Regions from separate parts of the Homo sapiens genome. Here region 2 is linked to region 1. Evidence: read pairs that join two places in POLR2A ChIA-PET (ENCODE). Cell type or tissue: PC-9. All regions are shown on one strand.

Region 1 (8,000 bases):
TATTCTGAAATCCTATTAAGCAAGATTCTTCTACTGAGCCGGGGGTGCAGTGGCAGGGCAAGGGGGGTGGTTGGGGGGCAGTGCAGAATTGTTCCAAGTTCATAGCCTAGTCACCTAGTCTCTGTTCATGTAAGTAGATTTTCAGTCCATTGTATTCTATGACTTTTAGCCTCATCTTCTGGGAGTTCCTATGTTTTTCATGATCATCTTTGGCCACATTAGAAAATGCTCTCCTTGCCCTCCCCTCACCCCCAGCTGCTTCTGAGCCTGCTTCCTTTCTGTGTTGAATTGTCTACTGTTGACTTAGCACCTGGGCTCCTGTCTAAGATTAGGAACTACATTTCTCAGAATCTTCTCTGTATGGTTGTCAGATGGATTGGTCCATTAAAAGAAATTTTGTGAGATTGGAAGGCAGATAAGAGTAGAGGACATCATTCTTGGGAGGTTATTCGCATCAGGCATCATCTGCAGAGGTGCCTGGTGAGTCTCTGGTTGTAACTCTGCTGCTCCAACTCATCTTGATGGCTGGCCATGCTGACCAACAGCTGCCTCAAGCCCACCTGATCTTGGCTTGTGGATCCACAGAGGCTTACACAAGACTCTCCCTGTGTTCCTTCTTTGCCAGGTTCTCCAGTTCCTCTTTGGCAGTGACACACACAGGTTACTTATATTTTCCTGCAAGCTCCAACTTGTGTTCCCATGCCAGCACATCAGGATAAAATCGTTAGTGACAATTTCTCAAGTTCTACGTCCAACCCCTTTACTTTCCCAGCTCCACTCATGTTTGTATAAACTCTAATTCCCATATTAAATCCCTTATTCCTTTTTCTTTTCTTTTTTTTGTTGTTTCTCTGTACTTCGATGGATGCTCTCCTTGTGATACATATAGTGGTTCTGGTTTCCTGACTTAACCTCAAATGATATACTACTCACAGAAAGTTCAGGACCAAGAGTTACTTTATGTCTCAGTCATTCTTATTTAGTCCAGACTGGATGATCTTTTGAGTACAACTCTCTCAAAAATTTACATGGCCTTTTGTCTATTTTATTTTATTTAGTTCCTGTACCAATACCTACATCAACAATTCTTGATATGTGCTCCTTTTCCTAATATTAATTCTGGGCATTGTAAGCTGATGAGATTTTCACAGAAGGCACATCCTTAGTATGTTCTCCTTCTGCCATTTGTCTAACTGAAAGGATTTTTGTTTGATTTCTTAATTGATTCAGAAGTTTCACAATGGGTTTTATGGTCACATGCTTGATTTTGTCTTTCCCATGAAACTTCTTTTCAAATTGGCCTTTGTCACCCAAAGCTTTCTCTTTTGGTTTAATGTTTTACCAGTTGGAGATGAAAAACAGTTGCATCCTTCAAAACTGAAAGGCCCACAAATTTCTGTGCTCTCTTTATTTCCTTTGACTCTTATTTACAAGCCGTCAGTCCTTTTCTGAGTTCATTTCTTTGCAGTACCTTACCAAATGCATCCAATAGCAACCAAAGAATGGTCCTAACATTATGTCTCCCAACCTCTCCACTTAAAGCCATGAGCTCATTTCGTACATTATCTTTCTTCCTAGTTATTCCAATTTGCCACTACATGGTAAGGGTCACATCTTTCCACTGTACATAAGTTTCCTGGTTATCCACTGTCCAGCAGTGAAGCTGATGCCACGTATTTCAGGTTTTGTGTTATGATAACACTCACTTTGGGGATCAATTTCTATACCAGTAAGTTTAGGCTGTAGAGTATAAGTTTAGTCTGTAGAATGTTAAGCCAAATCTTAGTTGCTTACAAAGACAAGGATTCATTTCTCATTCACATTACGGCTGGCTTATCAAAGGTCAGCTGAAACTTTGTTCGACATCTCTGCTTGTGATCAAGGCAGAGGAAGCAGTATCAATGGGAAATGTGTACAGCCTCATCATAGAGAGGGAACAGAGCATGGCATAACCATACAGTGGTACCCAAATCTTCTTCTTCCAGTGGCCCAGGTCATTTCCAGGTATATTTCATTGGTTAAAAAAGTCCTGGGTTCACCATCACAGGGACACACAATCCTCCTGCAGGGAGGGATACCTCAAGGTATATATGCCTGAAGTCAGCAGGGCAGGATTGTATAATGCATTCACAGGGAGGTCACTGCTGGGCAAATAACTACGCCTGATACTTCATAAGGTGAAAGTGTAACCTCCCAAATGTATGGGCAGATAATATTTTGACTAATAATACAATCACTTTTATTTCAACATGTTTCACAAGCAACTTGATAACAGAGTCAGTTTTATGCCTGTGCTCTAACTATATTTGAACTGACCTACTAGAACCCAAATTTCATGATGCCAGAGTCTACCTTTTGTCCAATTAAAAACTTGCTTCCTATGATTAAGTATTAATTAAATTAAAAAATGTATATATGTGTCTTTTGAAAACAATAGTTCATTCAAGGAATTCCATTATTAATAACTCCTGCTTAGTGATTAAAGTGTTAATATTAAATTTTTTTCTGAAAAATATTTGTCTACAGAATATAACAGGAAACTGACTTTTTAAAACAAATTTCCTAGTCATTATTTGAAAAAGAAAATTTCAAAATTCAAGATATGCAATTGCCTGAAGGTATAGACTTAGAAATTTAACATTTAAAAACATTTTCTTCATTTTCTAAGCTTATATTTCATAACTGTACAAATTCTTAGCTATTCTACTATTACTTGTGGATTTGCTTAAAAGAAAGCTCTTTAGTGTTTAGTCAAACAATAGACAAAACTTTTAGCATGAAACATTATTTTATGGTAGACTCAGCAAGCTGAACTAGTAATATATTCTCTTATTTACTGAAACATTTGTTTTATATTTATTATTTTTGTATAAGGTAATACACTAATTTGTGATGAACTTTTAATTATACATTATTTGTAAAATTACTTTTTTCCTATGTAGCAAATTTTAAAATAGCCAGAGTAAGCCATGGAAATAAGCCAATGTCAAAGTTTGAAGGTCAAAGTAGTATGATCTAGTAGAAAGAACTGTGCCTTTGAGTGAAGTAGATTGAATAACTGATGCAAAGTTTTCCTTGGCTCTGGTAAAATAATTGATTCATTCCTTTGCTATGGCTTCATTTTAGCATTTTAGAGTGTGCTTCCTGCCTCCTTGACTTGGGTGTGCTTTAGCCAAAGGGAAATTAGCAAGTATGATGTAATCAGAGGCTTGAAATTTTTTATGAGTGGTTAGGCTTGTTTCCCTCTGCACTGTGCTTCTGCAGTGCCAGGAGAAGATTATGCCCCAGGTGCCTCTAGCATGAGTTCCAGTATGAGATGCACAAGAGGAGCTGCCCCAGCCCAGTCTCAGGCACTTGAACCCAAACTATATGCTCTTTGCTGAATACCACTGAGTTTTTGTGGTTGTATATCATACTGTAAGAGCTAACTGACACTAGAACTGGAGACCTAGTTTAGTCTCATCTGTGCCTAGATACATGATGATGTCAACAGGATCCTCAGCCCTTCTATGTCCAGTCTCTCAATCTACTACTTGAGGATAATAACACCTCTATCATAGCCTGGTTTTGAGAATAAATTAAGACAATACTATAGATGTGAAAGTGCTTTGAATAACTGTAAGATGTTACTAAAAGACATTTGGTTTTGAGGAGGGTGAGAGAGAGAAAGAGAGTAAAAGAGACAGAGAGAGAGATGTTATATGACCCAACTCTAGGTCATAAAAGAGATGACCTATGTTTGTTCTTTGACCTAACAAGCTGGGAGAAGTTGAATAATAATCTGTGATTCGTCACTGAAAAATGCTTCCTTACAAAACAGTGTTACTCAGACTTCTTTGATGAGAATCCTTTCAGGTGTTCGTTAAAAAGGGGAGGAGAGAAGAGGGAAAAAAGGAAAAAAAAAGATACACAAGCTTCTCTTTCCTAGATATTTCGATACAGGAAATATGGATATAGGTTGGGATGTAGAAATTTGTGTGTTGGAAGTGGTCCATGTGACTTTTTAGGATTAGGCAGATTTGGGAAATATTATGCATATAAAGTATCCTGTAAATAAAAAATAAAAATGCAGATGATTATGAATAAACTAATGTTTGATTAAAAGATAATCAGATTCTAACATTTGAAAACAGGAAAAACCACCTCTGATTATTAAAAGACTTAGGAAGATAAAAAAGTTACTAGTATAATATTACATTAGGTTTTGGTGCTAAAACTCCTAATAATTCTTTTGTTTTTACTTTTTAAAAAATAACCTTCACATCAGAGAATAAATATGAAGACTAAAAACTACAAATGGTATTAATGAGGTGATAGAGTTTTATCTGACTTATTGCAGACCTTCATTTTACATTTGTGAAGTCTGCAGCAAGATAAAGAAATGGAGGCCTACATGCCATATGCTAATATTTAAATGTGATAAATCATCCTAAAAGCTGTTACATAACATATATTTTATCTTCCAATTGTTTCTAATATAACTTTTATAGCACATATAAAACCAAATTAAAAGATATGTGAATTACATCCATGGTTTTTACATAACTAAAAATTGGTAAAATACCAAAGACATCTGAATATAATTATTAAGAACAGAAATTTATATTCTCATAGTTCTGGACGCTGGGAAGTCTAAGATCAAGGTGCTAGCATCTGGTTAGGGCTTTCTTGCTGTGTCCCCACATGGCAGATGAGCAGAAGAAAGTGAACCCACTCCTTCAAGCCCTTTTTATGGTGGCACTAATCAATTCACGTTCCAAAGGGCCCCATTTCCCAACACTTTTGCTTTGGGGATTGTTTCCAATACATGAACTTTGGAGGAACACATTCAATCCACAGCAACTGGGAGGCAGCTTCTGACTCTGATACTGGAATTAGCACAGTCCTCATACATTCACCACATAAGGGCACAGTTGAGTTTGTAGGGCAAGAGGTGTGGAATAGCAATTACCTGGGAACTGAGCAGTACAGGGTTCTAGTGACATGATGCCAGTGTCAAGGACAGGGTCTTGAGTGGCAGAGGCACATATGTGCTTTTTAATAGGTATACTTGTGTGTGTGTGTGTGTGTGTGTGTGTGTATGTGTATGTATGTGTGTGTGTATGTGTGTGTGAGAGAGAGAGAGGAATTTGTGAAGACCCCTAAAGTATGAAACCCAGGAAGAAGCCTGAACTCTTTGAGGGTGTGTGTGAAATGGCAAGGTTGTGGATAACATTAGTGCCCATTTTGAAGGAACAAGATGGTGAGTTGTGACTAGCAAATATTTAGCATGCCAGGGTTAACTGGCCTGAACCATCACTTACATCTTTGAGTCTCAAAAAATGTATACAATATAAAGGGCTCCCTTTTCCTTTCCTTAACTAGCAACCCCTCCTACTCTGAGGTGCACAGTTCCTTGTTGCTTTATGCCCTGTAGTGCCTTCTGTGATTCTTCCAGGCGTACCAATGTCTATTTGAACTTAAATCTAATTACTGAGAAAAATCGCTGAAACCCAGAAAACCTAACAAAATGTTTTTGTACTAGGCCTTGAAGTCCTAGGGATTGTTTTAAGTTCACTATGGATTGGAGGTGGGAAGGAAGCACCTTTTTTCTGGAGATTTCTATAGCATACAGCAGATTTTGTTTCTTGGCCTAGATAGATTCTTATTACTTCTTTCTACTGATCTTTCTGATAGTTTTAATGGAGCCATAACCCACTTGGCTAGATTTTAAGCATTATCTGCCTTTCCAAATGAGCTTATAATGTTAAGGACAGTCCCAGAACGCCCCAGATCAAAATACACCAAAGGAAAAGAAAAGAGACTTGGGGGGATACTTTCACACTGCAAGATGATGACATATACCCCCGATTAATCAAATTCTAGCTAATCATAAATGCCAAGGTGATTTGAACAAATGAATTGCTTCAGCATACTGAAACTCTGATTTAAATTCTCAGGCCTCCATAATTTCAGAATCAATAAACACTTATTATTGTTTCCATTTGTACTGCTGAATAAATCACTGTGTAATTTTACCTCTTAATTCTTAAAGGTGTAATATAAAAATATTGATTTTAATAGTTTTTGTGCTATTAAAAGGGTATGTAATTCATACATACACAACTCTTTGGCATGGTGCCTAAGGCAGTGAAATTGTTGCTGCAAATAATATGTAAAAACCTTTTATTAAAAATATTTTATTAAGGCATAACCATCATAAAGAAATGTGTACAAATTATAAGTTTACAACTTGCTGGGTTTTTGCAAAGTGAATACACCTGTATAGTCAGTCTCTGGACTAAGAAATAGAATATACCAGCACCCTAGGCACTAGCACCTGAAAAAAGATAACCACAATCTGACTTCTAACATCACTAATTAGTTTTGCATAGTATTGAACTTTACGTAAGCTGAACCCCACAGTAGAAAAATCTTTGTTCCTGCTTTAAAAAACAAACACTCAATATTATGTTTATACAATCATCCATATATTTTGAGTTTAGCGATAATTTGTTCATTCTCATTGCTATTTAATGGGCCTCTGTGTGAATGTTGTATAATGTGCTTCTGTATGAACATAGCCAGGTTCTGGCTATGATGAATAATGGTGCTATCAACATTCTTATACATGTCTATTGATGTACACACGTATACATGCATTGGTGTGAACTACTGGGTCATAAATTATGCCTGTGTTCAGCTTTAGTTCATCATACTGAGCTAGTTTCTAAAATAATTGCATCAGCTTACACTCATAGTAGCAATGCCTCCTGGTTTACTTCCTCACCCACTTTGTCAACACTTGTTTTTTTCCATCTTTTTCATTTCAGCTCTTCTGGCAGGTGTGAAGTGGTATCTCACTATGGCTAATAGGCATTATTTCTCTGGTGACTATGGATGTCATGCACATTTTCATAAGTTTAATGGCCATCTAGATATCCCTTTCTGTGAAGGACCTGCTCAAGTCTTTGTGCATTTTTCTATTAGAATGTGTCCTTTTTTAAATAAAAAATTGATTTGTACATTTTTAAATATCTGGGTTTTAGTCTTTTATGTATATTACAAACATTTTCTCCCATCTTAATGGCATTTTTAAATTATACTTTTTTGATCAACTGAAATTTTTAATTTTAATATAGTGTAATGTATTCACTTTTATTTTATTAGTACTTTTGTGTGTCCTGTTTAAGAAATCTGGCCAAGCGCGGTGGCTCACGCCTGTAATCCCAGTATTTTGGGAGGCCCAGGTGGGTGGATCACAAGGTGAAGAGATCAAGACCATCCTGTCCAACATGGTGAAACCCCGTCTCTACTAAAAATACAAAAATTAGCTGGGTGTGGTGGCACGCTCCTGTAGTCCCAACTACTCGGGAGGCTGAGGCAGGAGAGTCGCTTGAACCTGGGATGCAGAGGTTGCAGTGAGCTGAGATCGCACCACTGCACTCCAGCCTGGTGACAGAGCAAGATTCCGTCTCAAAAAAAAAAAAAAAAAAAAAAGACATCTTTGCCAAACCCAGGGTGATGAAGCTATTTTCCAATATATTTTTAGAAGTATGTGTGAGATAACTTTACTTAAAATTTTTTTTCTTATTAAGTACGGGAAAAAGATGCTGTTGAATATTATTAATATCTTGCATTTCTGTCTTATTTAAAGCAGTTGAAATTAATGTATGTGTTAACATTATTATATAAATATTTCTTGAAATGGTGCCTGAATAAGAACAGGGATAGTGAACTCAAGTAGCTTCATATCTAAGAGGAAAGAAAATAAATATATGTAAATAATTATGCAAATAAAAAGAAATAATTGCCACAAAAGGTGCAGATAAGGGGACATGGGATTTTTTTTCTTTCTCTTTTTGGGTGGGTGACAGGGAAGTCTGCATGAAAGAGATGACATTTTAATCAAGCCCTGAAGTATAGATAGAATTGGGGCGTGAGATAAAATGAAGGCATTTTGGAGAGTGAACACAGAATAAACAAATGATCAGAATAGAAAAGGTGTGGTATACATGTAA
Region 2 (8,000 bases), 360 kb before region 1:
GTGCCTTACATCTGTAATCCCAGCACTTTGGGAGGCCGAGGCAGGTGAATCACCTGAGGTCAGGAGTTCAAGATCAGCCTGGCCAACATGGTGAAACCTTGTCTCTACTAAAAATACAAAAATTAGCTGGGCATGGTGGCACACACCTGTAATCCCAGCTACTTGGGAGCTATGGCAGGAGAATCGCTTGAACCTGGGAGGCAGAGGTTGCAGTGAGCCAATATTGCCCTACTGCCCTCCAGCTTGGGCAACAGAGTGAGACTCTACCTCAAAAAAAGAAAAAAAGGAATACTTAAATTTAAAACCCAAATCTATAAAAACCCTGTAAGAAAATCTAGGTAATACCATTCAGGAACTAGGTATGGGCAAAAATTTCATGATGAAAATGCCAAAAGCAATTGCAACAAAAGCAAAAATTGATCTAATTAAACTAAAGAGCATCTGCACAGCAAAAGAAACTATTATCAGAGTGAACAGACAACCTAGAGAATGAGAGAAAATTTTTACAATCTATTCATCTGTCAAAGGTCTAATATTCAGAGTCTGCAAGGAACTTAAACAAATTTACAAGAAGAAAACAAACATTAAACATTGCCTAGTAAAAAGTGGGCAAAGGACATGAACAGACACTTCTCAAAAGAAGACATACATGCAGCCAACAAACATATACAAAAAACCTCAACATCACTGCTCATTAAAGAAATGTAAATCAAAACCAAAATAAGACACCATCTCACACCAGTCAGGATGGCTTTTATCAAAGTCAAAAAAACAGCAGATGCTGGCAAGGTTGTGGAAAAAAAGGAATGCATTTACACTTTTGGTGGGAGTTTAAATTAGTTCAACCATTGTGGAAGACAGCATGGTGATTTCTCAAAGACGTAGGGGCAGAAATATCATTTGACCCAGCAATTCCATTACTCTTTATGTGCCCAAAGGATTATAAATTGTTCTGTTATAAAGATGCATGCACACATATGTTCACTGCAGCACTACTCACAATAGCAAAGACATGGAATCAACACAAATGCCCGTCAATGGTAGACTGGATAAAGAAAATGCGGTGCATATACGCCATGGTATACTATTCAGCCATAATAAGGGACAAGATCATATCCTTTGCAAGGGCATGGATGGACCTGGAAGCCATTATCTTCAGAAAACTAATGCAGGAACAGAAAACTAAACACTGTGTGTTCCTACTTAAAAGTAAGAGCTGAATGATGAGAACACATGGATACATGAAAGGGAACAACACACACTGGGGCCTGCCCGGGCTGGGAGTGGAGGGAGAGCGAGTATCAGGAAGAGTAGCCAATGGATGCTAGGCTTAATATCTAGGTGATGGGTTGATAGGTGCAGCAAACCACCATGGCACAGGTTTACCTATGTAACAAACCTGCACATCCTGCACATGTACCTCTGTACTTAAAATAAAAGTTGAAGAAAAAAATTTAAAACAAAAACGAAAATAAGTGTAAGTAAAATTCCTACTTCCACCTACAAACATAACTTTAAAAAATATTCCACTGCCAAAACAGAATGGTTTAAAATGATAGTTGAATATTTTAATTTATGGTCTTTCTCATTTCAATCAAAATGTTTACATCTATCATTATTCAATAATATACAGAAAACTGAATAAGTTAAATATATTATACAGTCCCAGAATCAGGATATTCAATTTCAAAAATTACAATCTGAAATAGAATACAACCTGAAGTAAGTATGACCTGGCAAAAATAACACCGAATGACTGAATAAGCAATTTAGAATAATTGAGTTAAAGGCATAAGTTGCATTTTAATAACTTTAGAAATTAAGATAGGGCATTTTATTTTCTGGTATATTGTTAAATCTATACACCTGCATTAAGTTCCTGTTAAGTACAGCCTTATAATCTAGATTTTCACCTAAGTTAATGTTGACATATTGGGCTTTTCTCTTCATTACCTCTCAATGATCAATATTGATCTTATGTCCTTGGCTTTTCCCTTACAGCTATTTGTCCTAAATGGGACAACTGCTCATTTTGCTACAGTAAGTAAGATCCCTCTGCTCTTTGACTGTGTCTCCCATCTCACTTGGCATAGTCTCTCAGTGTCTCACTGTTCCGTGTTTTCTCCTGATATGTTCCTTTCTGCAAATCTGATTAAAGCATAATGTACTCTTCTGGGTAAATTACAAGATGCTTAACAAAGAAAAACTCCTGGGGAAAGAATATGATTTGGTTAGCATAAATTGGATGAGTTTACCTTATGCTGAATATTGTTTATCTGTTTATTTTCAAGTATTTTGACCAATACTATCAATTGGCATGTACATTCTACCTAGTATTAAGTGCAAAATAACTATAAAGAATCTTTTTAACTTCTTATTTTCCTTTATGTACACATGAAGACACAGGATTATTGATTGAATCTATATAGCGAAGCTCATTTGAAATTAGTAACATTTTTATCCATTCACATTGCTCAGCAAAGTGCAAATTAGATTTAAGCTATTTATAGTCAACCATTTCAAGGAAGGACAAGCAGGAACCTGCCTACCCATTATATTTCACTTATATTACAACTTGTGTGACTTCTGATCAAGTGATCCCCCAATCTCAAAGGCAATGAGTGATGTCTGGAAGTGATATTGTCCAAGAAGGCAGGTCCCAAGTGTGCTAAAACCTATGGCATATATTCAGCCCCCACACAAAATTATCTTTAAAAGAGCTATGGCAATTTGCCTGTTCACCTTTTATGAGGCAATGCCACATTTGGCCAGTAGATAGCACCCAAGATATTCCAATAAATATAGTGAAAAAAATCTCAGCGTGATTATTACTTTGCCAGGGAAATACCAGACAAGTTCATTTTTGATCAGCTGAGGAAGAAAATAGAAGTCCCCACTGATTAGAAATTGGGATTTTTTTTTTAACCAAATCCTAGTAGCCTCTTAATGTAAACCTGTACTTTATCAGAGTAGGAAAATTAGCTGACTTGTTTCCTAACAGAACTTCTGTTTGCATGTGGGAAGGTACCACACATTTGACACAGATTTAAATAACACATGAAAGCAGCACTTGAACAGTAATGCTGAGGTCCGGAGAGACCACGAAGAACACCGTGCCATTGCATTTCACAAAAACAATGAAGAAGACTCAAAAGGCAACACTGTGCAGAACTCATTGATCCTGCCAAAGGGCACAGTGAAAAAGTCACATGCATTTCAGAATGCAATGTTAAAATTACTAAGAACCTGGCTATAAACAAACAAACTAAAATAAATCATAATTACCTAAAGCTGGTGGATAGTGCCTTGGTGTTTTTAAACTTGCTGGTTTAACATAGCTGCTGCTTATGTTTTGACAAGTGGTGACATCCTTGTTGCATAGGGAGCAATTTCATGTTCCTTTGGCGGTAAGAATAGTAAAGAGAGCTGCATATGTGATACTTGAACCATCATCCACATGTTACAACTTCAGTTCATCTTCTACAGCAAGTATGGCTCTACATTTAATAAGGTGATGAGTGTTAAGGAACCAGGCAAGTACAGAAATGTGGGATAAGAAGTTAGAAGATGAGAGTCATTCAGTTAGAGACCTAGCAAAGAAAAGCTATAGGCACCTGAACCAGGAAAGACCATGTCAAGTGGTGATGAAGGTTCAGGTTCTTATACAAATTAGTTTCTAGGAGTTAGGTTTTTGTTCTCTGCTCTCCAGGGTCTAACATCAAGCCTTCTCCAGCTGCCACACCCAGCCCACTTTAAGGGAATTACACACAAACTCAGAATGGCTGGCCCAGTATCCTGCTCAAGAATTTTAAAATTTGGTTTAAATTGCCTAAAACTACCTTCAGCCACTGAACTTCCTATTCACATAGGCTATTAAATTTCCTCTGTTGTAGTTGTTTGACTTGTTTGAGCTGTGTTTGGGCACTTGCAACCAATAGTGCTTTATTCATTCATGATAAGAAGTTGTGGGGGTTCGAGGGGCAATGGCATTTACTCCAATATCTTTTCATCCCAGGTCTCTGTCTTCCCCCTCTTAGGAACTCTTAAGTATTCTCAAATTGGGAAATTTGCATTTGGTTAACTAAGATGATATTTTGTAAATATGTGTCCCCCTCATTGTTCTTTCATAATCATCTTGGTACAGGAAATAGGCACCTCAGAGCTCCGGGCTACCCCACAGAGTGAGCTTACCATAGTCCAAAGAGGCACTAATCCTGGGGCCTAATCTTGATCTGCCACAATCTGGCTGTGTGACTTTGGGGATATCACTTTCTCTCTCTGGGCCTCAGTTTCTTCATCTACAAACTGAGGAGGTTAAACAAGATGTTCCAATTCTAACCTTCCATGGTTCTGTTCCCCTGCTTTCGCTCCATATATGAAGCAACATTTGAGGCAGGTTAAATAATTCCTTTGTAATGAAAGCTGTCATGTTTGATGTACAAGTAGACAAGGTGATTATTCAGTTAAATAATCATGCATCTGTGGACAATGCATGGGAACACACATGGAACAATAATGACAGGTTTATTTCTATCTACCCATGGAAAGATAATGACAGGTTTATCAGTCATTTACCAAATCATTCTGATTTGGTAGAGATGCAATATTGGCACCCAGGAAGAAGCTCTTTGCTGCCTTGTCAGTCTTGAGTGATGTTCTCTTGACCCAGGTGCCCTTTCATCACAGGGCCTGCTGGGATCCTGCCTGCCTCCCTTCCCCTCTAGCCTCTCCTCTTGACTACTGATAGTTGCATCAACTACCAACACACTCCTGTTACCTCCTTCCAGCATCCAAGTGAAGAGATAATGAAGAGGTAGTATTGCAGCCACCAAAGGTTGGGAGAAAAGCACTTTAACTACAGATCAGTTAATTGTGTTTAAACCTGGAACAAATGATAAATTTATGCAATAAAACTTCATAAATCCTCCAATCGTGCTAAATATTTACAAAGAAAATGTCCAGTTGTTGCCTGAGAAGGTCCTACAGAATCAAGAAAGTAAATAGGTCCTAATGATAGTTGGTTACAGCCTCAGCGTATTCCAACAATTAGGGCTATAATTCTGTAGAGGATGGAAGAAAGGCAGGAAGGAAGGGAAGGATAGAGGGAGGGTGGAGAAAAGAAACACAAGTTCCTGGTAGAGTAGTAGGGCCCAACCATGGCTGTATGTTGAAATATCCTGGGTGAAAAATATCAATGTTCAAGCCCACCCTCAGTGATGTTTGAAGTTCCATGTGATTCTATTATGCAATCGGTGTTGAGATTCAATACAATACAGCATCACATTTCCTTAAATAAGTGACTCAATCACTAAAGAAAGAGTGGCCACTCAAAGGGATTTTATAACAGTTGTTAAGAATTGTTACCAAAAACCCCACCAGCTTCCTATTGCAGAGGTCTGAGAAGCTGGAAGCCTTCCTGAGAATTTCCCCTATCCTTGGGGTAAATGCTACCATGTTCTGGAATCCTGAGTCTGAGGGCTGCACAGTAGCCTCACGCCATATCATTCCCTTTCCCTCATACCCTTTTAAAATTACTGCCAGATCAATGCTTCAGGCTCCTTATAGTCAAACCTGTTTTCCTGATTATAAGGTAGACCCTGAGGCTTTTAGCATTCATAGATCATTGTCACATTTATTATTAGCTAGAGGTTCATTTGTTGACTACATCAAAACTTTTATAACTGCTGGCCAATTGGAAAATACCTGAGGCAGAGTAATGAACTGGAACAGGCAGTGCACTGAGAATCTCAGGCCTTTGAATCAATTTACGGATCCGCCCAAGCATCTCTAGGTGACTTGATGCAAGTCACAGAACTTTTCAGGCCTGTTTTCTTAACTGTAAAGTGAGTAAGTTGAACACTATCTAATATTCACTTGAAACTCTGAAATGCATACTATTTCCTTCTCCACTTTCTGGTAATGATACTAATGAACAGTACGGGATGAGAAAGTTAAGTACAGGGAAAGCACTGGAAAAAACTAATGGTCTGGATGAGCCATAAGTTGACAAATTTGATCTCAAAGCATTGAACATAACCCTAGATATGTTCTTTGCTTTTAAAAGACTACAACTGGATCACGTAGCAGTAAAATTTGGTAGGTCCCACTTTCTACTACGGGTTTGTATGAGAAAAAAAAAACCACTCTTTTTCCCCTCACACTGTGAAGACTACCTTTCAAAATGAGAAAGCACTGATCTGATTCTCTAGTTGTTAAATAGACTGGAAAAGAGAAAAAGCGGTGATTAAAAAAAAAAAAACGCTCCTCTACTATGCTAGAAAAGTTTAAAAATATTCAAACCCCAAGTTCAGTTCCTGTTCACAGTTCACTCTTCACTGTTGCCCTTGTACCCACATCTCCCTATTCCTCTATTCCTTTCTTTCCAACTACCATGACCATCTCCTCATTCCACCTCTATATCTTCATGCCTCTTCATGCATGACTTGTCTACTCCAAAAAAGGTTTATGACTCCATGATTTCCTCCAGATTACGTCTAAACTGTTTAGCTTGGCATTCCCAGATCTCTACAGCGCAGCCCATAACCTAACTTTCTTCTCACTTTTCCTCAACATATTTTCTCCAGTCACAGTCTGGGCTGCTTTTTGTTCATCCCTCAATTATGCCCTATAAAAACCCTCCACTCTGCCTTTGCTCATTCTGTTTCTCCCATACAGAATGATCTCCTCCATTTTTTCCCATGTAGACTAATCTTGGCCATTCTTGGAAACTGAGCAAACTCACGTTTCGTCTCTTCCAAGAAGCATTCGTGCTGGCCTACAATGATCTTTCCTTTCTCCAGCTGTACTAAACAACACTTATATTTTGCTGTATTGTCTACTGTGTTTTGTTTACTGCATATTTCTCAGACTGCATGCTGCTGGAGGACAATGTCTTAAATACTTCTATTTTTCTGCCTCTCTTCATCCTTTTCTTCTCCCTCTCTCCCTTTCTTCTTTCCATTCTTTCTTTCTCTTTACTGTAGTCTGTACAGCAAAATTTGGGAGGAATCCAGAAAGATCAGTAGTTATTTTATAAATAAACACAGTAATGCCAGACTTAGGTTAGTGGGGCTGTTAGGCTTCTCTTTTACCTGGCCTGATCACTGGGGCACGAAAGTTCGCTACTGTTTTTTAGCTTTTAACTTGGAATTCAACATCCCTCAGCATGTTTCTTTGTAAGAATACTTAGTGTTACTAGGGCACATGTCTGAGTTTAACTTCCACTTTTAAACTTTATGTAGTTTCTCAAAAGAACAAAAATGATCTAAGAAATATGAACAAATTGAAGGAAAAAAGTGAACTATTCCAGTAATTAAACAACTTTGTTATTTATTTCAATAATGTGTTAAATCATGCCCTCCTCATTTACAAAGCCTGTGATAGCTGAATGGCAAACTACCAAAGTACCAAATGGAGACAGGACCTCACCTTCTGGCTCTATAAATGAGTCAGCTCAGCTCAGGCAGAGACACCAAGTCTAAATGAGGTAGTGCCTCTTGCAAAGCGGTTAGCCTCTCTCCTCTTCGAGCTGTACCTCTTCAGAAAGGGGTTCCTCTGTTTCTGCAAAACCCTTCCTATTATGTCCGTTTTGTTTCGAAAAGGTTGTCTGTAAATAAGATGCAGCCCTATCCAGGGACGCAAAGTTGGGCAAAATCAACCAATAGAGATCCTTCCAGTTTTTGAAATCCTCTTATTTGTGCTTTTGGGACAGAATAATTTACTAGAACTGGTAGAACAGGGCTCTAAGCCTTGGTAAAGAGGGAATTTTTGTAGGGATGAGGAGTGGAATGGGTGAGATATAGATTTGGATATGCAAATAGTGGTTTTGTTTTTGAGTCTGTTGCAAGGCAAAAGGAGAGTCTGAGATCAAGCAGAAATGGGATGCAGCTGGTGCATCCTTTACCATGGAACCCCCAGTCAGGCTTAGCAAGGGTTTAGGGAGGATGCATGCCCCTTGCTTGCCACTCTCCCCCCCTACAGGAAATGGAGTTGTACTGGAA

Evidence for each region. Peaks named below come from ENCODE experiments on the same cell type or tissue, not always from the same donor. Only the 100,000 strongest peaks of a DNase experiment are listed, where the experiment ranks them.
Region 2: POLR2A ChIA-PET joins it to region 1 with 11 read pairs; 2 of 35 experiments call an interaction of 5 or more read pairs at or near these places.

The regions. Positions count from the first base shown.
Region 1 is chr2:138,417,298-138,425,297 of GRCh38, reverse strand. No RefSeq gene overlaps it. Among named protein-coding and RNA genes, the nearest start is that of SPOPL-DT, 80 kb to the left of the region's middle. In PC-9, no CTCF peak of the experiment used is centred here; DNase peaks (open chromatin) are centred at 3,217 and 3,797; H3K27ac peaks cover 1,898 bases.
Region 2 is chr2:138,782,026-138,790,025 of GRCh38, reverse strand. No RefSeq gene overlaps it. Among named protein-coding and RNA genes, the nearest start is that of NXPH2, 5.6 kb to the right of the region's middle. In PC-9, CTCF peaks have their summits at 2,567 and 2,767 (motif pointing right); no DNase peak of the experiment used is centred here.